Regions from separate parts of the Homo sapiens genome. Here region 1 is linked to region 2. Evidence: read pairs that join two places in POLR2A ChIA-PET (ENCODE). Cell type or tissue: MCF 10A. All regions are shown on one strand. Links, peaks and the distances in the headings refer to the core of each region. The heading gives the core; the rest is flanking DNA. Region 1 overlaps WDR26 (WD repeat domain 26). Region 2 has its middle 48 kb from the start of WDR26.

Region 1 (8,000 bases), core at 1-8,000, 65 kb before region 2:
TCTCGCTCTGTTGTTCAGGATGGAGTGCAGTGGTGCGATCTCTGCTCACTGCAACCTCCACCTCCTGGGTTCAAGTGATTCTCCTGCCTCAGCCTCCCCAGCAGCTGGGATTACAGGTGCGCACCACTACACCTGGCTGATTTTTTTGTATTTTTAGTAGAGACAGGGTTTCATCAAGTTGGCCAGGCTGGTCTCGAACTCCTGACCTCACGTGATCCAGCCACTTTGGCCTCTCAAAGTGCTGGGATTACAGGCGTGAGCCACCACGCCCGGCCTGTTTTTTTTTTTGAGACTGAGTTTCGCTTGTTGCCCAGGCTGGAATGCAGTGGCACGATCTCGGCTCACTGCAATCTCTACCTCCCGGGTTCAAGCAATTCTCCTGCTTCAGCCTCCCCAGCAGCTGGGATTACAGGCACCCACCACCACACCCGGCTAATTTTTGTATTTTTAGTAGAGGCAGGGTCTTGCCATGTTGCCCAGGCTGGTCTCAAACTCCTGGGCTCAAGTGATCTCCCCACCTCGGCCTCCCAAAGTGCTGGGATTACAGGTGTGAGCCACCATGCCCTGCCTAGAAATTGTATACAATCTAATAAACCTTTTCAATGTACATCAGGATTTTTTATTCAGAATAATTCATTTTAATCAGAATAATTTTAATCAGAATAATTCATTTATTCATAATTCTTTATTCTCCAGAAAAAAGCGGGTATTTAATTTCAAAGCTAAGATTTAATTTCCGAAAATAGTTTTCTAGTTCCAATGCTAAAATCTAGTTTCTAAAAGAGTAAAGAAAGTAATAAAAATTAGCAACTTTTCTTTTGAAGACTTTTAGATAAATAATAGGAATTAAATTTAGGTTCAGACCCAGCATGGTTGCTCATACCTGTAACCCTAGCACTTTGGAAGGACAAGGTGGGAGGATCACCTGAGGCCAGGAGTTTGAGATTGGCCTGGGCAACACAGTGAGCAACCCCATCTCCAAAAAAAAGAAACCACAAAACAACAACGAAAACACAAAAACAAAGCAAAAAAGTTTTTTTTGAAATTAGCTGTGTGGTGGTCCACACCTGAAGCCCCAGCTGCTCAGGCTGAGACGGGAGTTCAAGGCTGCTGTGAACTATAATTGCACCACTGCACTCCAACTTGGGCTACAGGGCAAGATCATGTGTTGAATAAAAACTTTTTTTAATTAAAAAATAACTAAGTAAATTCAGGTTCTATTTTTGCAGTTTAGCAATAAAGGGCATAACTCACTCTCAAGACTGTGTATATAACGTAATGTCTGACATTATTCTCTTAGTGACTTTAAAATCTCTACAGTAAAAAGCTAAGGCTGACTCCAAGTTTTCTGGTTTGGGAAAACTGGGTAGATGGTTGCTTTTCACTGAGGTAGGGAATTTAAGAAAAAGCAGATTTTGCAAAAATAGGTGAGAGGGAAAGGAAGTTCTGTTTCGGACATGCTGTGTTTAATGTACTTGAGAACCCAAATTGTGGCATTAAGGTCTAAGGCTCAGGAGATAAATTCTGTAGCTCTGGCCTGTATCTAGTTGTCATTAGAACCATGGAAGTATAACTAAGGATGAGGGAAGAAACAATTCTGGAACACGTATTTCTTTCTTTTTTTTTTTTTTTTTTTTTTTTTGAGACGGAGTCTTGCTCTGTCGCCCAAGCTGGAGTGCAGTGGCGTGATCTCTGCTCACTGCAACCTCTGCCTCCCAGGTTCAAGTGATTCTCCTGCCTCAGCCTCCTGAGTAGCTGGGACTACAGGCGTGTGCCGCCATGCCCGGCTATTTTTTTTGTATTTTTAGTAGAGACAGGGTTACACCATTTTAGCCAGGATGGTCTTGATCTCCCGACCTCGTGATCCACTCGCCTCGGCCCCCCAAATACTGGGATTACAGGCGTGAGCCACTGCACCCGGCCTGGAACATGTATTTCTTAAAGGGACAGGTAAAGAAGAAGAGCCTAAGGAGTAGCCAGGAGTTAAACTAAGAATCTAGAATGTTTTAGAAGTCAAAGGAAAAGTTTCAAAGTAAAGTAGTACAGTGCTATAGTAAGGTGAAGATATAGGCTGGAAAATATCCACTGAATGTGAAAGAGGTATTCTCACCAACATCTACAATTCTGGTATTATGTTAGCTACACAGGTCCTAATACTAAAGAAATATGAAGAGTGAAGGAAAAGTAAGGACAAAGACATTGCGAATGTGTAGTAGGCAATGATTTCAAGAAGTCAGCTCTAAAGTGGAGGGGGAGAGAGAAAGAGAGGTAAGTAGGAGCATAGAGTGAAGGTTTTGTTTTAAGATTACAGAGAAGACCTTCTAATCAGTGGTTATTTCAGAAGAAAAAGGATGCTTTCATTCCTCTGTAAAACTCTGAACTGCTTTTTTCTTTCTTTTTTTTTTTTCTGAGATGAAGTCTCACTCTGTCGCCCAGGCTAGAGTGCAGTGGTGTGATCTCAGCTCATTGCAAGCTCCGCCTCCTGGGTTCACACCATTCTCCTGCCTCAGCCTCCCGAGTAGCTGGGACTACAGGCGCCTGCCACCACGCCCGGCTAATTTTTGTATTTTTAGAAGAGACAGGGTTTCACCATGTTAGCCAGGATGGTCTCAATCTCCTGACCTCGTGATCCACCCACCTCAGCCTCCCATAGTGCTGGGATTACAGGCGTGAGCCACCACACCCAGCCTGGACTGCTTTTCTACACAGGCTTATGAGAGCTTGGTCCCTGACCTGAGGGTTGGAAAAAGTTAGATTAAGTATTTTTCATCACTTAGTTTCATAGGTACTGATGTAGATGTTAAAACACTTTGGTCATGTTCCCATAGATTCCAGTTTCCAAACAGGAGGGCAAGCTCTTAACGTACTGATACCTCTTGAACCATTATGTCTAGTCACAACCTTTCAAAATATTTAAATTTATGAACCAAAAAAAGATTTGGGTTCACAAGCGTCTTAATTTTAACACTGTTCTCAAATCTGCGAATGGAGCTATGAACCATGAAACTATATAGTCTTTTAATCTATTATCTCTTCCTATTGCTATTCAATTTTATACAAAAAGATTTTTAAATCCTCAGAAGCAGGTCAATGAACATTATTAAAGAGTTTAAAAGGGATAGGGGAAAAAATTTCTAATCACTTCCTTGTAGAATATTTAAGATATGTACCAAGTAATAATCTAATATTTTAAGATAAAGTAAGGCCAATATCTCAAACAATTATTATTTTTGTACTTCAAGTAGGGAGAGTGAGGTTAAAAACTCAATAGGTACAAAAGTGGTTTATACACATGTAAAAAATTATTTTATATCACAGTAGAGATATGCATATATAGACAATTTTTACGGTTATTCAGAAGTTCCTCGTTATTCCAAAGTCCTCATACTTAATATGTTTTTGTCCTTATTTATGTTACTTTCATTAGTTCTTTGATATCACTGGTAAAAGCAACTGAGCACATGCATTGCAGCTATTCTCTATTCTCCTTTTTGTTTGGTTCACCAGATTCAAATTATTTCATTCTTGAAGTCTGAAATATTTCACAATTTGTTATTCGATATCTTAAAATTAAAGCTATGCTTTAGGCCCAGCATGGAGGCTCACGCCTGTAATCCCAGTGCTTTGGGAGGCCAAGGCAGAAGTATCGATTGCTTGAGACCAGAAGTTCAAGACCAGCTGGGGCAAGAGACCCCATCTCTACAAAAAAACTTAAGAATTAGCCAGGCATGGTAGTGCATGCCTATATAGTCCTAGCTACTCAGAAGGCTGAGGTGAGTGGATCACTTGAGCCTAAGGCTATATAGTAGCCTATGATCATGCCACTGCACTCTATCCTGGGCAACAGAGAGGCTGTGTCTAAAAAAGAAACCAACAAAAACATCAAGAACAAAATAAAGCTATACTTTAATTTTAGAGACCATTAAAATAGTAGGTATATTTTTACTCAAAATACTCCTAATGTCGAAAGAGAAGCCTGAATTCTTACAAGTTAAATTATGGACATGGGTACACATGGTAAAAAAAACCCAAACCATAAGTTAATAGCTGTTGTTCTAGCCATTTTTAGAGCCTGTCTTCTACTAAAAAGCAGAACTTTCATTAAGAAAAAAGTATTACCATGATCTTTATGTGCAGTAAATAATTTGGGACATAGTTAAATTGTCAGACACAGGAAACAAGTAACCAAACCTATAGATAACGAAAAACTGGCTTCCCAACTTCAGTTCTCAAGGTATGGTTACTAAGTAAACATACAGAAATTTCTCATAATTTTCAATTTTCATAGTTCCAGCTTTACTCGTGAACAAATGCTAAATCAGACATGAACTGTTATATAGCTACAGGATAAGACTCTAAAAAAGAAAACTAAAATTTTGTAAAATGTTAGGCTGTTTCAGAATATAGGAAGTTTTCCTCTTACCTACTACAAACATGGTCTATAAGCAGAGACACAGAATCTAGATTATTATCAAGTTTGGTATTGTGATATAGGCACCGATCCCTTTGTAGTTCCACCGCCTGCCGCAGGAGAGTCTGTAAACGCCGTGGGGGAAGCATCACTGATGGTGGTAAATAGGCTTTAATAGAAGATATTTTAAAAAAGAGAAATAATAATAAACTGTAAACTTTTATTTAAGACATTTGCTCATCTTCTGCTGTACTTGTTCCTACCCCAATAGTATCTATTCCTTAAATAGAGAAGTTCTGCGTTATGCGATACGTGAGCTTTACGAATATTTGTCAGCAGCAATAGCTATGCTGCTCATAAAATTGGATATATTTGGTGGGAGGGGTTTACTTTATATGTGGATTTTCTAGGGGCAGGGAGGATAAGTGAGGAATAACAACAACAAAATGAAGAAAAAGAAGACAACAATGAAAAGAATATTAGATATTATTGTGTACCAGGAGACCAGGTGTAAGTAAAATCTCCACTTAACAAATAGCAAAATTTTGGCAAATGTTGCAATAGGTTAAGTTCTAGTTCCCATCAAACTGCTCTAAAAATCGCCTCTTGGCCTTTTGGCTAAGATCAAGTACAAATTGCTCCAAATGCCAAAGATACTGTGTGAATTCAGGGAGTAACTGGTGTTTTGATATCCATACCAACCTACTGCAATCCTTGAATCCCTTATACCTCCCCAACTGCACGGCTTTGTGATTCTTAGGATCGTCACTGTCATTTCAACATCAAAATTATAGAATCATATAATTTTCAGAGAGAACATCTTTTACATAAAAATACAGCAAAAATGAAACCTGCATTACAATCTAGAATAAACATAACATGGTTGGGGAAGAATAAAACAATTTACCTAAAGAAACCTGGACCTTACTATTGAAATCAACAAAATCTTTAAAGCACTTGTGACTTAAAACTGTGGTTTACATATTTTTTTCTCTTAACACAGTACTTTTCCCCCAAACAAAATCTTAAGGGGGAACATCATCACATAATACAAATGAAAGAAGGGCTGCTCTGGAACCAGTGCCCTTTCACTGACTCCTGAGGTTAGCTTCTTAGACTCCATGACAGAGTCTGAAAAACTGGATTCTCCCTCTTCTAAGCACTCAATAAAAGTATGTCCAGATATTCCCCATCTGTCTTCCTAATTGATCACTGTATCCATTTGTAATCTAAGAGAAAACACAGCAACATAAAAAATTAAGACTCTTACTCTGAAGTTTATCCAATAGTTTAGATCGGGAAGCTGTCCCTTTGCCTTCCCATTCTGCTTTTGCACGTAGGTCTTCTGCATGGCTACACATCAGATACCTAAAAATACAACAGAGAAAGCAACCAATATTAAACCCATTTCTTTGTAATAAATGTAATTGAAAAGTACTGACCATCTGGCTATCTGCTTCTTACTAATACATGTCAAGAAATTTCTACAGTGGACTCAATTCATTAATATAATATGGCACCTGCATATAATTACTAAAATGTAAAGTAACAATACCTATATATATATTACCTATTAACAGAACAAATTCTTATGTTATTGTTATATATTATATATATGGCTCTTATTGTGCAGGTTCTAGCACTCAACACATATTACTTCCTTTAATGTTTATAACAACCCTGTAAGCACTATTATTATTCTATTTTTATAAATGAGGAAACCAAGGCACAGAAAGCTTAAGTAACTGGCCTAGGGTTAAGAGGCTAAGTAGGTATATAAACTCAGGCATTCCAGCTGTAGAACTTGCTCTTAACCACTAGGCTAACTTAACTACTTCTGAATAGTAAAATAAAACTCAAAGAACATATCTTCAAGACTTTATAATAAACATCATTCAAAAAATAGTATAACTGGATAATCATCCTTGTGTCATCTTGTGAAAGATACTGAGATCCCAGAGCACAAAACTGGGGAACTGTTTTATTGCTCACTGTATGTACAGAAGGTGGGATAAATGCTAAAGTTCACAGATTCTGGAGAATACATGAGGGGCCCCTGCTGGGAGTGTGACCCTGACCTGGTTTTGGTTCTTCTCAGAAGAATGGGCTTTGAAAGTAAAAGAAGTGAAGGTATTATTCAAACATGGAGATTAGACCTGGCAAGTAACTCTCCTGCTATTCTGTCTCATGCTCTGCCAGACAAATCTGTTTCTCTCACTTGTAAAAAGAATATTAAATAGGGTAATGAGGATTCTTGAAGATGAAGCATTTTAAGTACTTAGTCTACGACCTGCTATACCTCTCAGTTAACATGAGTATCATCACTCCCTCCCTTTCTTAACTGCATAAAGCATATTTCATTTAGAATCTAAATGATTTAATAGTCTCTTCCCAAACAGCAGAACTACTTTTCCTCTTGATTTTTAGTACATAAATAGTGCTTTAACTGATCAAAAAAACTTATTTAATAATGTAAGTAATTATACTCAAAAACGCTATAGGAAGTTAGCTATTGTGTTTTTTTGTATTTTTAGTAGAGACAGGGTTTCACCATGTTAGCCAGGATGGTCTTGATCTCCTGACCTCGTGATCCGCCCGCCTCGGCCTCCCAAAGTGCTGAGATTACAGGCGTGTGCCACCGTGCCCAGCCAGAAGTTGGCCATTGTGAATATTTTGTTTCTAAAACAACTTTTTTTGGGCAAAGTTTATTATCAATAATTATATTTTAAAATGTTCATTTTTAAAATTTTACAAAAGTGACTTAGAATTGCTTCTATGTCCTTGTGAAAATACATATTAAATCTTAAAGTTTTAAATGAATTTCTGTTTACAGAAAGTCACATGGTACAACTAAAAGGACATTGGACTGAGAAGGAGAAACCCTGGGTTCTGATCCCAGTTCCACATCTCACCACCTTTGGGCCATTTCCTTAGGTGAAAAACTCATGGTGTGCTTCAGAATAAAACCCATATGACTAATTATATGTTCTGACACAAGAGCAGGAAAAAAATCATCATGTGAATGATATTCCGATGACAAAGAAATCAGATACCGCATTAAAAAGGTAATCAGCACGCCTGTAATCCCAGCACTTTGGGAGATGAGGCAGGAGGATCACCTGAGGTCAGGAGTCCGAGACTAGCCTGGCCAACATGGCGAAACCCCGTCTCTACTAAAAATACAGAAAAAAAATTAACTGGGCGTGGTGGTGCATGCCTGTAATCCCAGCTACTTGGGAGGCTGAGGCAGGAGAATTGCTTGAACCCAGGAGGTGGAGGTTGCAGTGAGCCGAGATTGCGCCACTACACTGCAGCATGGATAATGGAGAGAGACTCTGTCTCAAAAAAAAAGGTAATCGGAACAAGAAATTTGTCAGCTACCATATCAAAACATCTAGCAGGCCAGGTGTGGTGGCTTGTGCCTGTAAACCTAGCACTTTGGGAAGCCAAGGTGGGAGGACTGCTTGAGCACAGGAGTTCAAGACCAGTCTAAGCAACATAGCCAGACTCCATCTCAAACAACAAGAAAAAAACCTGTAGAATTTATTGTTTCAAGATGTGGTAGTGGGTAAGACCAATGACTTTGGAA
Region 2 (16,721 bases), core at 4,032-12,031:
CAAATGATAGTGGAAACACAACATACCAAAAACTATGACATACATCAAAAAAGGGAAGTTTATGGGTATCAGTGCCTACATCAAAAAAGAAGAAAAACTTCAAATAAACGATATAATGATGTATCTTGAAGAATTAGAAAAGCAAGAGCAAACCAAACCCAAAATAAGTAGAAGAAAAGAAATAATAAAGATCAGAGCAGAAATAAGTGAGATTGAAATGAAGAAAACAATACAAAAGATCAATGAAACAAAAAGTTGGTTTTCTGAAAAGATAAAATTGACAAACCTTTATCCAGACTAAGAAAAAAAGAAAGAAGGCCCAAATAAGGGAAATCGGAGCCCGGGCCGGTGGCTCACGCCTGTAATCCCAGCACTTTGGGAGGCCAAGGCGGGCAGATCACAAGGTCAGGAGATCGAGACCATCCTGACTAACACGGTGAAACCCCGTCTCTACTAAAAAATACAAAAAAATAAAAATAAAAAAAAGCCGGTCGTGGCAGTGGGCGGGCGCCTGTAGTCCCAGCTACTTGGGAGGCTGAGGCAGGAGAATGGCGTGAACCCGGGAGGCGGGGCTTGCAGTGAGTCGAGATCGTGCCACTGCACTCCAGCCTGAGCGACAGAAGGAGACTCCATCTCAAAAAAAAAAGAAAAAAAAAAAAGAAAATCAGAGGCTGGGCGCGGTGGCTCAGCCTGTAATCCCAGCACTTTGGAAGGTAGAGGCGGGCGGATCACGGTCAGGAGATCAACACAATCCTGGCTAACATGGTGAAACCCCGTCTTTACTAAAACTACAGAAAATTAGCTGGTCGTGGCTGCATGCGCCTGTAGTCCCAGCTACTCGGGAGGCTGAGGCAGGAGAAGGGCATGAACCCAGGAGGCGGAGCTTGCAGTGAACCGAGATTGCGCCACTGCAGTCCAGCCGGGGCGACAGAGCGAGACTCCATCTCAAAAAAAAAAAGAAAAGAAAAGAAAAGAAAATCAGAGATGACAAGGGAGACATTACAACGGATACTGCCAAATTCAAAGGATGATTAGTGGCTATGAGCAATTATATGCTAATAAATTGGAAAGTCTAGAAGAAACAGATAAATTCCTAGATACATACAACCTACCAAGACTGAACCATGAAGAAATCCAAAACCTGAACAGGCAAATAACAAGTGATGAGATTGAAGCCATAATAAAAATTTCGTCAGCAAAGAAAAGCCTGGAACCTGATGGCTTCACTGCTGAATTTTACCAAATATTTTAAAACTGATAATACCAACCCTGCTCAAATGATTCCAAAAAATAGAGGAAGAGGGAATACTTGTAAACCTAATACTTGTAAACTATGCACTATGAGGCCAGTATTACCAGTAAACTAGACAAAGCCTCACCAATAAAAGAAAACTACAGGCCAATATTCCTCATGAACATTGATGCAAAAATCCTCAACAAAATAGTAGAAAACCAAATTCAACAACACATTAAAAAAAGCATTCATCATTACCAAGTGGGGTTTATCCCAGGGATGCAAGGATGTTTCAACATATGCAAATCAGTCAGTGTGATACATCATATCAACAGAATGAAGGACAAAAACTATATGATCATTTAAGTTGATGCTGAAAAAGCATTCGAAAAAATTCAACATCCCTTCATGATAAAAATCCTCCAAAAAAGTGGGTATTAAAGGAACATACCTCAATACAATAAAAGCCATCTAGGACAGACCCACAGCTAATATCATACTTAAAGTAGAAAACTGAAAGCATTTCCTCAAATATCTGGAACAAGACAAGGATGCCCACTTTCACCACTGTTATTCAAGTCCTAACTGGAGCAAACAGACAAGAGAAAGAAATAAAGGACATCAGAATTGAAGGAGGAAGTCAAATTAGCCTTGTTTGCAGATAATACATCTAATATTCAGAAAAACCTAAAGACTCCACTAAGAAAACTATCAGAACTGGTAAACAAATTTAGTAAAGTTTCAGGATACAAAATCATCATACAAAAATCAGTAGCATTTCTATATGCCAACAGTGAACAATCTGAAAAAGAAATCAAGAAAGTAATACCATTTACAATAGCTACAAATAAATTTAACCCATTACCCATTTGCCCTGAGAAATGAGCACTGGCAGCGAGCTGCACTTTTTTTGTCTGAATAGGAAATGGGTTAAATACTTAGGATTTAACCAAATAAGTGAAAGATTTCTACAATGAAAACTATAAAACACTGATGCAAGAAACTGAAGAAGACACCAAAAACTGGTAAGATAGTCCATGTTCATGGACTGGAAGAATCAATATTATTAAAATATCCATACCACCCAAAGCAATCTACAGAGTCAATGCAATCTCTATCAAAATACCAATGATATTCTTCACAGAAATAGAAAAAAAAATCCTAAAATTTATATGAAACCACAAAAGACCTGGAATAGCCAAAGCTATCCTAAGCAAAAAGAACATTCTGTGTCTTTTAGGTGGAGTGTTTAGGACATTTACATTCAATGTTAGTTTTGAGATGCGAGGTACAGGTTGCTAGGGAACTGGGGGAAAGCCGGCAGTTACAGGCCTCACCCTGCTCCCAAGCAGCCCACAGTCCTAAAGCTGATCTTACTCCCACCATGCCCCTGCAACAGCACCAAGTTTATTTCTAAGCAGCTGGTGACCAGGGCTGAGAACTTGCCCCATTGAGAAAGCAAGCAGCCTCCCCATGAGCCTCCCCATTGAGAAAGCAAGCGGACTCACAGTTTTTTGGCATCTCAGGGAGCCTGCAGGGGTGATGAAGTTCCTTCAAAGGGTGTGTGGATTCTTTCGGCTTTCTTGGTATGTTCCTATGGTAGTTCTTGGAGCAAAAGTTCACGATGTGAGTCTCCACATGCTGTTCTGTCCATCTGAGTGGGACGCGCAAGCTAGTCTTTCCTCGTATCCACCATCTTAATCTCCTAAGTCGAATTCTGAATTTCAAACAAATTCTTTAGGAGATTCTTCTGCCTGCTTATATTGGAGAACCCCAAATCCAGTCCTATAGTTTAGATGGAGTAACTGAAATGCCCACAAACCCATTATTTTAAACTGATGACAATGCTGCCTGCATAAACAAACAAGCAAAAAACAAATGAACAAAACCCCCAAAATTAATAAAAACTCTACACTTTAACTTTGTCTTCCTGCATTTTAACTTATTGTTGTTTATATTTTATTATACTGTCTATGTCATGAAAGTTGTTTTAGTTATTTTTGTTGATCAGTTCATCTTTTCGTCTTTCTACTTAAGATATGAGTAGTTTACATACCACAATTACAGTGTTAATGACATTCTGTGTTTTTCTGTGTGCTTACTGTTACCAGAGAGTTTTGTACCTTCAGATAATTTCTTATTGCTTATTAATGTCTTTTCCTTTCAGGCTGCAGAACTCCCTTTAGCATTTCTTGTAGGAAGGGTCTGGTATTGATGAAATCCCTTAGTTTTTGTTTGTCTGGGAAAGTCTTTATTTCTCCTTTATGTTTGAAGGATTTTTTTTTCCAGATATACTATTTTAGAGTAAAAGTTTTTCCCTTTAGCACTTTAAATATGTCATACCACTCTCTCCTGGCCTGTAATGTTTCCACTGAAAAGTCTGCTGCCAGACATATTGCCATTGTATGTTATTTGTTTCTATTCTCTGGCTGCTTTTAGAATCCTTTCTTTTTCCTTGACCTTTGGGAGTTTGATTATTAAATGCCTTGATGTAGTCTTCTTTGGGTTAAATATGCTTGGTTTTCTACAACCTTTTTGTACTTGAATATTGTTATCTTTCTCTAGGTTTTGGAAGTTCTCTGTTATTATCATCTTGAATAAACTTTCTACCCCCATCTCTTTTTCTACCTTCTCTTTAAGGCCAATAACTCTTAGATTTGCCCTTTTGAGGTTATTTTCTAGATCTTGTAGGCATGCTTCATTCTTTTTTATTTTGTCTCCTCCGTGTATTTTCAAATAGCTTCTTCTCAAGCTTACGGATTCTTTTTTCTGCTTGATCAGTTCTGCTATTAAGAGATTCTGATGCATTCTTCAGTAGATCATTGCATTTTTTAACTCCATAATTTCTGCTTATTTTTAATTATTTCAATTTTTGTTAAATTTATGGGATAGGATTCTGAATACATTTTCTGTATTATCTTGAATTTCTTTGAGTTTTCTCTAAACAGATATTTTGAATTCCGTCTGAAAGGTCACATATCTCTGTCTCTCTGGGATTGGTTCCTGGTACCTTATTTAGTTCGTTTGCTGAGGTCCTGGATAGTCTTGATGTTTGTGGATGTTCATCAGTGTATTACTCTGTTTTCATGCTGCTGATAAAGACATACCTAAGACTGGGCAATTTACAAAAGAAAGAGTTTTATTGGACTTAAAGTTCCACATGGCTGGGGAGGGTTCACAATCATGGCAGAAGGCAAGGAGCAGCAGCAAGTCACATCTTATGTGGATGGTGGCAGGCAAAAAAGAGCTTGTGCAGAAAAACTCCCCCTTATAATAACCATCAGATCTGGTGAGACTTACTGTCACAAGAACGGCATGGGAAAGACCTGCCCGCATGATTCAATTACCTCCCACTGGATCCCTCCTACAACATGTGGGAATTCAAGCTGAGATTTTGGTGGGGACACAGCCAAACTGTTATCATTCCCTCCCTGGCCCCTCCCAAATCTGATGTTTTCACATTCCCAAACCAATCATGCCTTCCCAGCAGTCCCCCAAAGTCTTTTTTTTTTTTTTTTTTTTTTTTTTGAGACAGAGTTTCACACTTGTTGCCCAAGCTGGAGTGCAATGGCGCAATCTCGGCTCACTGCAACCTCTGCCTCCCAGGTTAAAGTGATTCTCCTGCCTCAGCCTCCCAAGTAGCTGGGATTAGAGGCATGCGTCACCACGCCCGGCTAATTTTATATTTTTTAGTAGAGACGGAGTTTCTCCACGTTGGTCAGGCTGGTCTCAAACTCCTGACCTCAAGTGATCTGCCCGCCTTGGCCTCCCAAAGTGCTGGGATTACAGGCGTGAGCCACTGCGCCCGGCAGTCCCCCAAAGTCTTAACTCATTTCAGCATTAACTCAAAAGTCCACAGTCCCAAGTCTCTTCTAAGACAAGGCAAGTCCCTTCCACCTATGAGCCTGTTAAATCAAAAGCAAGTTAGTTCCTAATTACAATGGGGTTACAGGCATTGGATAAATATAGCCATTCCAAATAGGAGACATTGGCCAAAACAAAGGGGCTACAGGCCCCATGCAAGTCTGAAATCCAGCAGGGCAGTCAAATCTTAAATCTCCAAAATGATCTCCTTTAACTCCATGTCTCACATGCAGGTCACACTGATGCAAGAGATGGGTTCCTATGGTCTTGGGCAGCTCCATCCCTGTGGCTTTGCAGGGTTCAGCCTCCCTCCTGGCTGCTTTCATGGGCTGGCATTAAGTGTCTGTGGCTTTTCCAGGCACATGCTGCAAGCTGTCAGTGGATCTACCATTTGGGGGTCTGGAGGACAGCGGCCCTATTTTCACAACTTCACTAGGTGCTGCCCCAGTAGAGACTCTGTGTGGGGGCTTCGACCCCACATTTCCCTTCTGCACTGCCCTAACAGTGGTTCTCTATGAGGGCCCTGTCCCTGCTGCAAACTTCTGTCTGGGTATCCAGGTCTTTCCATACATCTTCTGAAATCTAGGTGGAGGTTCCCAAATCTCAGTTCTTTGACTTCTGCGCACCCGTAGGCTCAACACCATGTGGAAGCTGCCAAGGCTTAGGGCTTCCACCCTCTGAAGCAACAGCCTGAGCTGTACCTTAGCCCCTTTTAGTCACGGCTGAAGTGGCTGGGACACACAGCACCAAGTCCCTAGACCGCACACAGCACGGGACTCTGGGCCTGGCCCCTGAAACCATTTTCTCCTAGGCCTCTGGGCCTGTGATGGGAGGGGCTGCTGTGAAGACCTCTGACATGCCCTGGAGGCATTTTCCCCATTGTCTTGGGGATTAACATTAGGCTTCTCCTCACTTGTGCAAATTTCTGCAGCCAGCTTCAATCTGTCCTCAGAAAATGGGTTTTTCTTTTCTATCACATTGCCAGGCTGCAAATTTTCTGAACTTTTATGCTCTGCTTCCCTTATAAAACTGAGTGCCTTTAACAGCACCCAAGTCACCTCTTGAATGCTTTGCTGCTTAGAAATTTCTTCTGCCAGATACCCTAAATCATCTCTCTCAAATTCAAAGTTCCAAAAATCTCTAGGGCAGGGGCGAAATGCTGCCAGTCTCTGCTAAAACATAACAAGAGTCATTTTTGCCCCAGTTCCCGACAAGTTCCCCATCTCCATCTGAGACCACCTCAGCCTGGACCTTATTGTCCATATCACTATTAGGCTTTTGGTCAAAGCCATTCAACAAGTCTCTGAGGAAGTTCCAAACTTTCCCACATTTTCCTGTCTTCTGAGACCTTCAAACTGTTCCAACCTCTGCCTGTTAGGTCCAAAGTTGCTTCCATATTTTTTTTGGTATCTTTTCAGCAATGCCTCACTCTACTGGTACCAATTTACTGTATTAGTTTATTTTCATGCTGCTGATAAAGACATACATGAGACTGGGCAATTTACAAAAGAAAGAGGTTTATTGGACTTACAGTTCCACGTGCCTGGGGAGGGGTGACAATCATCGCAGAAGGCGAGGAGCAGCAAGTCACATCTTACATGGATGGCAGCAGGCAAAGAAAAGAGCTTGTGGGGGAAAACTCCTCCTTATCATAACCATCAGATCTCATGAGACTTACTCACTATCATGAGAACAGTATGGGAAAGACCTGCCCCTATGATTCAGTTACCTTCCACCAGGTCCCTCCTACAACATGTGGGAATTCAAGATGAGATTTAGGTGGGAACACAGCCAAACCATATCAATCAGTGTCTAGGCACTGAAGAGTTAGCTATTTATTGTGATCTTTGCAGTCTGGGCTTGTTTGTACCCATCCTTCTTGGAAAGGCTTTCCAGGTATTTGAAGGGACTTGAGTGTTGTGATCTAAGTTTTTGGTCAGCGCAGCCATAGCTGCATTAGGGGGTACCTCAAGCCCAGTAACACTGTGGCTCTTGCAGACTCATAGAGGTATAACCTTGTGGTCTTGGATAAAATCTAGAAGAATTCTCTAGATTACCAGGTAGAGACTCTTCTTCTCTTCCCTTAAATTCTCCCAAAGAGTTTCTCTCTCTGTGCTGAGATACCTGGAGCTGGGGAAGGGGTGACACAAGTATCCCTGTGGCCACCACCACTGGGATTGCACTGGGTCAAACTTGAAGCCAGCACACCACTGGGTCTTGCCCTAGGCCTGCTGTAACCACTACCTGGCTACTGCCTATGTTTGCTGAAGGCCCTAGGGCTCTACACTCAGCAGGTGGTGAAGCCAGTCAAACTTGTATACTCCCCTTAAGAGCGGTGAGTTCCCTTGGGCCTTGGATGGGTCCAAAGATGCTGTCCAGGGTTCAGAGCCTTAGAAATCTACCTGGTGCTCTATTCTACTGTGGCTGAGCTGGCACCAAATCCACTGGAACGAGTCTTTTCCACTCTTCCCTCTCCTTTCCCCAGCAGGCAGAGGAGTCTCTCCTCATGCACCACTACAGGCCCATGGGGAGCAGTGCTAGGATACTGCGGATGTTCATTTAAGGCCCAAGGCTGTTCAGTCAGCTTGTGTTGAATGCTCTCAAGCCTGGGACTCACCCTTCAGGGCAGTGGGTTCCCCTCTGGCCCAGGATAGGTCTAGAGATGCTGTTCAAGAACTGAAGTTTGGAATCAGGGACCCCAAGAGCCTGGTTGGTGCTCTTCCCCACTGTAGCGAAGCTGGTACCTAAGCTCCAGACAGAGTCCTCTTTATTCTTTCCTCTGCTTTTCTCAAGCAGAAGGGTTCTCTCCTCGTAGCGACCACAGCTGTGAATGTGCGGGGTCACAACTGAAGCCAGCATGTCCGAGTCTAACCCAAGGCCCTCAGTATGTACTACCTGATTACCACTGCTGATTATTCAGGGCTCAAGGGCTCTTTAGTCAGCAGATGATAAATCCTATCAGGAATAGGACCTTCCCTTCAAGGTAGCGGGCTCCCTTCTGGCCTAGGGTGTGTCTAGAAATGTTGTTTAGGAGCTAGGCCCTAGAATGGGGGCTTCATGACTCTGCCCAGTGCCCTATCTTTCTGTAGCTGTGCTCATATCCAAGTTGCAAAACAAAGTCTTCTTTACTCTTTCCTCTCCTCTCCTCAAGCAGAAGGAAGGGGTCACTTTTGGAGCTGTGAGCTGTACTACCTAGTTTTGGGGGAGAGGTGATGCAAGCACTCCCTTAGCCACCTCAGCTGGTGTCTCATTAGGTCGTGTGCTCCTCAGGTCCTTTGGCTCTGAGCCCAGCACAGCACTAGAAGTCATCTAGGAGTTGTACTCTTTATGGCCTAGACAGTCTTTCAAGTTAATTTAGGGCTCAGAGCACGTTAGCCTGCGGTGACAAGGCTTGCTGAAATTCAAGTTCTGACCAGTGGAGTGGGCGATTCCCCTCTGGCTAGGGTTGATCTAAATCATCCCTCCTTGGGCCCTGGCTGAGTTCTGCCCAGTGTTGGCAGTACTGCATTCCAGTGCAAAATCTCACAATCAATGCACTCTCCCTTCCTTAAGCACACAGATTCTCTCTCTGTGCCACACAGCTGACCACTGGCAGGGGAATGGGGAGGGATGGTGTTGGCAATTCAAAACTGTCTTTCCTACCCTCTCCAGTGCCTCTTTGAGTGATATGAAGTTAAAACCAGGTACTGTGAAATTAGTTGGGCATAATGGTGGGTGCCTGTAATCCTAGCTACTCAGGAGGCTGAGGCACAAGAATTGCTTGAACTTGGCAGGTGAAGGTTGCAGTGAGCTGAGATTGCAGCACTGCACTCCAGTCTGGGTGACAGAGTAAGACTCTGTCTCAAAACAAAAACATAAAACAGGTAGTGTGATTGCTCACCTGATTTTTTTTTTTTTTTTTAGACAGAGTCTTGCTCTGTTGTCCACGCTGGAATGCAGTGGCGTAATCTTGGCTCACCGCAACCTCCGCCTCCCCAGTTCAAGTGATTCTCATGCCTCGGCCTCCTGAGTAGCTGGGATTTATAGGCACATGCCACCACACCCGGCTAATTTTTGTATTTTTTTTTTTTAGTAGAGACGAGGTCTCACTATGTTGGCCAGGCTGGTCTCAAAACTCCTGACCTCAAGTGATCCGCCCACCTTGGCATCCCAAAGTTCTGGGATTACAGGTGTGAGCCACCACACCCGGCTGATTTTTGGTTCTTATGAAGGTGCTTTTTTGTGTAAATAGTTGTTAAATTTGGTGTTCCTGTGGGGGATGACAATCAGTAAACGCTTCTATTCTGCAACCTTGGTCTGCCTCCTCCCCTGCTTGCATTTTTTCTGATAAGAAATTTGCATGTATGTAGTTTTTTTCTAACTACTTTTAAGATTTTTCCCTTGGCTGGGTGCGTTGGCTCACGCCTGTAATCCCAGCACTTTGGGAGGCCAAGATGGGTGGATCCCCTGAAATCAGGAGTTCGAGACTAGCCTGACCAACATGGTGAAACCCCGTCTCTACTAAAAATACAAAAATTAGCCGGGTGTGGTGGCGCGTGCCTGTAATCCCAGCTACTCTGGAGGCTGAGGCAGGAGAATTGATTGAACCCAAGAAGTGGAGGTTGCAGTGAGCGGAGATCGCACCATTGCACTCTAGCCTGGGCAACAAGAGCAAAACTCTGTCTCAAAAAAAAAAAAAAATTGGGAGGCCGAGGCGGGCAGATCACGAGGTCAGGAGATCGAAACCATCCTGGCTAACACGGTGAAACCCTGTCTATACTAAAAATACAAAAAATTAGCCGGGCGCGGTAGTGGGCACCTGTAGTCCCAGCTACTGGGGCGGCTGAGGCAGGAGAATGGCACGAACCTGGGAGGCGGAGCTTGCAGTGAGCCGAGATCACGCCACTGCACTCCAGCCTGGGTGACAGAGCGAGACTCTGTTTAAAAAAAAAAAAAAGATTTTTCTCTTTATCACCAGTTTTGAGCACATTGACTATGATATGTGTTGGTGTTGTTTTCTTCATGTTGGGATTCATGAAGCTTCTTGTATCTGTGACTTTGTAGTTTTATCAAATTTATAAATTTTATAAAATTCACCCAAATTTTAGCCATTACTTCTTCAAATATTTTTATGTCCCCATCTCTCCTACCTTTTGGGAACTCCAGTTGCATGTATATTAGGCTGCTTACAACTCATGGATGCTCTTCTCTGTGTTTCATCTTGGATATTTTGTGTTGATGTCTTCAAGTTCACTCATCTTTTCTTCTGCAGTATCTACTTTGCCGTTAATCCCAGCAATGTATTTTTATCTCAGATTTTATAGTTTTAATCTCTAGAAGTTTGATAAGAGTCTTCAAAAAATATCTTTCATGTATTTACTTAACTTTTGAACATATATAATATAGTTGTAATGATTATTTTTTATGTCATTGACTGTGAATTCTAACAGATGGATCAGTTCTGGGTCAGTTTATCTTGACTGATCTTTCTCCTCACCAAGGGTCAGTTTTCCTGTTTCTTGGTATCTATCTTTGATTGTATGCCAGACATTGTCAATTTCAGCATATTGAGTGCTGGGCATTTTTACATTCCTACTAATATTTTTGAGCTTTATTTTGGGATGTAGTTGAGTTTATTGGAAACAGCCCTCTGTTACATACCTGCCCTTCGTTCATAAACTTATATAGTCACTCTCTGCTTCTCCATATTGGGCCACTGGGTGCACCTTCCAAGATGGTAGCTTTTCTTGGTTATTCAGAATCCCTTACAGGTAAGAACTCAGGTTTTAACAGGAAGATCTTTCCTTTTCTTCACTGAGCTTTCTCCTCCTAAAACACTACAACTACTGACCAATAGAAGAGAAGCTCCTTTGTAGGTCATTTATTCTTTCAGAGTTTCTCTTTTGTTTCTAGGCATCAGCCTTCTTCCATTCCAGGTAGACTGCTATGTTTCTTTCTCTTTCTTTTCCCACACCTTCTTTCCTTCCCCTCACCTCACCCCACCACCGCCCCCCTTTATTTTTTAGAGACAGGGTCTGATTCTGTCACCCAGGCTGGAGTGCAGTGGCGTGATCATTGTTCACCACAGCCTTGAACTCCTGGGCCCAAGCAATCCTGTTGCCTCAGCCTCCCAAGTAGCTGGGACCACAGATGGTGCCACAATGCCTGGCTAATTTAAAACAAATTTTGTAGAGATAGAATCTCACTATGTTGTGCAGGCTTGTCCTGTCTCCAGCTCCCAAAGTGCTAGGATTACTAGCATGAGCCAGGATGCCCAGCCCTCTTCTTTCTTTTAAAACTTTAATTATGGAAAATTTTAAGCGTGCAAAGAAAAATAGACTGATACAATGAATTCCCATGTATCCATCCACAATCATCAACTTGTAAAACTTCAGTTTTCTAATGCTTCTGATTTGGGAACACTGGGAACTTGTTTTCAAGTTACATTAGAAATCATGCAGTAGGGAATGCACAACTTTTTTTATCTTGTCAGTCATATGGAAGGGACGCTTTCCCTTTGAGGTGGTTTATTATCCAGGTGAGGATGCATACGATATGAAAACTATCAGTCTCCAGTGATTTCCAGGGGTTACCACAGGCATCTCAAATATTCTTTTACTTTGTATTTTTTGTGTTTTGAGACAGGGTCTGGCTCTGTTGCTCAGGCTGAAATGCAATGGTGTGATCACGGCTTACTGCAGCCTCCAACTCCTCTGCTCAAACGATCCTCCCACCTCAGCCTCCCCAGAAGCTGGGACTACAGGGGCATGCCACCATGCCCAGCTAATTTTTGTGGGGTTTTTTTTTTGTGGAGATAGGGCCTTGCCATGTTACCCAGGCTGTTCTCAAACTCCTGGGCTCAAGCAGTCCTCCTGCCTCTGCCTCCCAAAGTGCTGGGATTACAGGCATGAGCCACTTTGTGTTTTATGCATAGTCCTTAAGTGCAGCCTGTAGCTTTCACTGTGTTTTGTTTATACTCTCTAGATGATTTGGGCCATATTTCATCTTTCATCTAGGTTTATATTCCTTGAATGTAATCACTAAGTTTTTTTCCTGTATACACACATACACTTATATGCCTATATATACATGAATATATACGTATACATACCTAGAATGCTCTTTCTATATCAACTATGCCAAGTGAATAAAAGCAAACTAGCATCATGTAGTAAGAGGCACCTGATAGAATCCTGGCATCACACCTCACTAGTTGGTGCAGCTTTTTAAAGGTTGCTAAAACTCTATGAGATTCAGTATTGTCATCTGCAAATTGAATAACACTACCTTCAAGATGATTGTTTGGATTAGAAATAATGCAAGTAGAGTGCTTATCACAGTGCCTGATGCACAGTACTAACGCAATAAGTGATATCTATTATGATTATGACAGATGCAGCATTGCTGTGAAAAGGATAGCAAAGAGTATTATCCCCAGGTCGGCTGACTAAACAGGCTCCGGATGGACTAAAACACTGACGAAAGTCACGTAAAGAGCCAGTGACAGATCTATAACCAAACTCATAAATGTCACATCCTAGACCCAGAGTCTCCTGTAAACATACCAAAATCTAATTTCTGCTTATATCTTTATGGGAGAATTCTATTTTCTAACAGAAATAAGACATTCTCAGCAGCTCATTTCAAGGGGATTTACTAAATTTATGATTCCAGGCATATAGTTTCAGGCTTTGTGCCTGAAACCATGTCCTTACATTTACAATCATATTTGAGGTGAGCCTATCAGACCAGTACAACCAAAACACCAGCTGTGATATTTTTACTGAGTTTATTTGTAGACAGGTTGGTTCTCAGAATCGTAGACTATTAGTGGACAGTTTGTAAACAGATGGAGAGAAGTGCTTCAAGAATTCACACAGAGAAAGGAATGTTAGGAGCCCTTCCTCCTTCTGTCTTTCTGTTCCTCTCTCTCTCACACACACATATTCCTTTTGATCTTTTACCCTCTAGGTTCTGGAGAGGTATACACACTTCTGTATTTTCTCCCCAAAGTGGAGAAATGGTTTTTCTCAGCTGTTTCCCTCCATATTTTACTGACTGATAAAAATATGTCATAGTTACAGCTATCATCTGCAGCTATTTAAAGGATGTAAGTTCTGCCTAAAAGGTAAAGGCAACTTCAAGCAAAAACAGTGAAAATTGTATAGAAGAAGCTTCCCTTTCTGTTCTAAACAGTTAGGTGAGAAAAGCGCTATTTGAAGCGGTTCTGGAAGGATGTACCTGTAACTATGGCCTACTGATATGACATCCCTTCTCACTCTGGATCACAATGTTACATTCTCCTTTTAGCAGGGATCGCCATAAGCAAGTTAGATCAAATCATGATGAATTACCTAGGAAAGAGTAAAAAACAGAGGCCATTGGAAACCCTTTCCTTCTTTAAAAACCCTTTCCTTCTTTATTGTTTCTTTAAAAAGAAACAATAAATCTTCTTTCTCTTAATCTTTTTGAAAACCCTATTCTTTCATTAAGCACAGGGCATGTTTGTGTCTCTACACCATTCCTGGTGCTTTACACATAGCAGGCACTCAGTAAATAATTATTTTTGATGCTGAATATATAAGTTGATACTAGTTGAGAATCTAGTATGTGACCTAACCTTGTTAGGTATGATATGATACGAGCTACTAAAGAGGTATAAGTCAAAAATCCTGGCTTTTATTAAGCTTGCACTCTAAATGGGGCCATAGCAATTTTGAGAAGAGTTTGGCTATTATTTCCTTGAGTGTTTTGGCTACCCCATTCTATTTCACTCCTTTTGGTACTCCAATTGTACTTACGTTAAATCTTTTGATAAGGGCCCACAGGTTCCTGAAGCTCTGTCAATTTTTTTTCCCATCTTTTTTCGCTCTGATCTTTAAATTAGATAATTTATCTATCTGTTAATCAATCTTCAAGTTCACTGACGCTTTCTTCTATATCTTTATTCTGCTGTTAAGCCCATTCAGTAATTTTTTTTTGGGGGGTGGGGGGGAACAGAGTCTTGCTTTGTCATGCATGCTGGAGTGCAGTGGCACAATCATAGCTCATTATAGCCTCGAGCTCCTGGGCTCAAGCAATGCTACTGCCTCAGCCTCCTGAATAGGACTGCAAGAACTACAGACATGTGCCACCATGCCCGGCTAATTTTTCAAAATTTGTTGTAGAGACTAGGTTTCTCTATGTCACCCAGACTAGTCTCAAACACCTGGCTTCAAGCAATCCTCCTGCCCCGTCTTTCCAAAATGCTTGGATTATAGGCATGAGCCATCATGCCTGGCCCCTATCTAGTAATTTTTAAATTTTAGATGTGTTTTTCAGTTCTATAATTTCTATTTAGTTATTTTTTAGAGTTTCTATTTACCTGCTGACAATTCCTATTTTTTCATTTATTAACAAGTGTATTTCCCAAGCGCATTTTCCTTTAAGTCCTTGAGCTTAGTTGTAATAATTGTTTCATATAACCCTGTCTACTAATTCCAATGTATGAATCATTTCAGGGTTGATCTTCATTGATTTTATTCTTTTTCTTGATATGAGTAGTGTCTTCCTGTTTCTTTGAATATTGAATAATTTTGAACTGTATCCTGAACATTGTCAATACATTGCAGAGATTCTGAGTTCTGCTATGTTTCTCTGAAGAGTATTTTTCTTCTTTTTTTTAATGGTAGGCAGTTAACTTGGCTGAATTCAAATGCTAAACTTTATCTTCCCTGCTGTGAGTGGTAGCTCACATTTCTGCTCAGGTCTTTTATTCTTCAAGTCTGACTCACACACATGTGGTTCCAGCATCAGCTGGACAGTTGGTCAGAATTTATATACACAATTTGGGGCTCCCCCTTTCTGGCCCTCTCCCTTTCAGGATTTCCCCCACTTTGCTTTCCAGCATCTATATTTCCCTCACATCCCATCCTTTGGTTCACACCAGTAAGACTTTGGTTTTTTTTTCTGACTTTTAGCTGCCCTGCATAGTGCCATTTGGGGGCTTTCCCTCAGGATAAAAGCCGTAAAAATGGGATGCTCCCTTAGTGCTTTTCCCCTCTTTCAAATGTCCACTCCCCTCCAGCATCTACCTACTTTCGGTTGCTCTTTTGTGACTTTAGAAAGATGTTTTTATTTTCTGTCCAGAGCTCACTGTTGTTATCTGTGAGAACATTGGTCTGATAGGAGCTATTAATACATGGCCATGACTGGGAGCAGGTGTCTTAGTCCATTTGGGCTGCTGTAACAAAACACCATAGACTGGGCAGCTTGTAAACAACAAACATTGATTTTTCGGTGCTGGAGGCTGGGAAGTCCAAAGTCAATATGCCAGCAGCTTTGGTGTCTTGTGAGAGCCTGATTTCTTGTAGATGGTGTCTTCTTGCTGGGTCCTCACGTGTTGAAAGGGGGCAAGGCAGTTCTTGGCACTAATCCCATTGATGAGGACCCCACCCTCATGACCTAATTGCCTAATCGTCACACTAGGGATTAAGTTTTCAACATATGTATTTCAGTGGGACACAAACATTCAGATCATAGCAATAGGTATGTAGGACCAAAAAAATAGGGACAAGTAAGCAAGTTACTATCAAAGACTCAGACAAAAGCATTTAGAAGAGAAAGCAACTTTATTTGTAGTGAGTGTTGCAAGGGAATCCAGGCTTTAGAAAGACAGGCTCATCCAATAAAAAATGCAACAAGTATTTAAAGGAAAAAATTACCAAATCACTGAGTTTACTGTTTATGGTGGAAAACCGGTGTTTTTCTTGTGTGATATTAATATTTACAAAGGTTGAGACATATCTTCAGGCATTAGCATTGCAAAAGTTAGGGATAGAGATGTTTTTGTTAGGGAGTCACTACAGGAATGGTTCAGGGTTTCATATTTTGGGGACTAGAATTATAGAGAGTAATCCTGGTTTTTGTGTTTTGTTTTGTCTCTGGGTGCAAAGTGGTTTTCTCCCTCTGCTCCCCCATGGGATGTGGCCCAGGAGGGTATTAGTTTAGTCGTGTTTTCACAGTTTTTCTTTATGGTCAAGTTCTTTTCTCGCATGCAGATTTGACCTCCTAAATTGTTTTGAGATTTTTCTGATTCCCTATAACTCATTTGAAATTTTGTTTTATTTACATCATGTATAAGAGATGTTAATACACCAATACATCCTTGTTACAGACTTCAAAAACCAGAGCCTTCTGGTTTGAGACTTAACTTGTAAATCCTCCATATCTGTAATGTACTTTTATGTGTCACATTATTTTATGGCCTGTTAAAAGAGAAACTTCAGCGGAATTAAATTTAAAGGAGTTTAACTGAGCAATGAATGATTTGCGAATCGGGCAGCTCCCAGAATCACAGCAGGTTCAGAGAGACTCCAGGGATGCCTCATGGTCAGAACAAATTTAAGACAAAAAAAAGAGAAATGACATACAGAAATTGGCAGTGAAGTACAGAAACAGCTGGATTGGCTATGGGTTGGCATTTGCCTTATTTGAACACAGTTTAAACACTTAGCAGTCTATGAGTGGTTGAAGTATGGCCACTGGGATTGGCCAAGACTCAGCTATTGTTACAGGCGCATACTCCTAAGTTAGGTTCTCAATCTTGTCTGCCTATTACAAGGTTACAGTTTGTCCACAAGTACTCAAATATAGAAATACGGAG

The links. Peaks named below come from ENCODE experiments on the same cell type or tissue, not always from the same donor. Only the 100,000 strongest peaks of a DNase experiment are listed, where the experiment ranks them.
Region 1: POLR2A ChIA-PET joins it to region 2 with 6 read pairs; 3 of 35 experiments call an interaction of 5 or more read pairs at or near these places.

What each region holds. Positions count from the first base shown.
Region 1 is chr1:224,413,837-224,421,836 of GRCh38, forward strand. WDR26 (WD repeat domain 26) reads right to left here. Exons shown (of 14, transcript NM_001379403.1): 5 at 5,682-5,779; 6 at 4,424-4,580. Among named protein-coding and RNA genes, the nearest start is that of WDR26, 17 kb to the right of the region's middle. In MCF 10A, for the core only: no CTCF peak of the experiment used is centred there; no DNase peak of the experiment used is centred there.
Region 2 is chr1:224,474,409-224,491,129 of GRCh38, forward strand. It overlaps a transcript of CNIH3 not described here. Among named protein-coding and RNA genes, the nearest start is that of WDR26, 48 kb to the left of the region's middle. RefSeq lists an enhancer at 5,669-6,195. In MCF 10A, for the core only: no CTCF peak of the experiment used is centred there; DNase peaks (open chromatin) are centred at 8,383 and 8,983.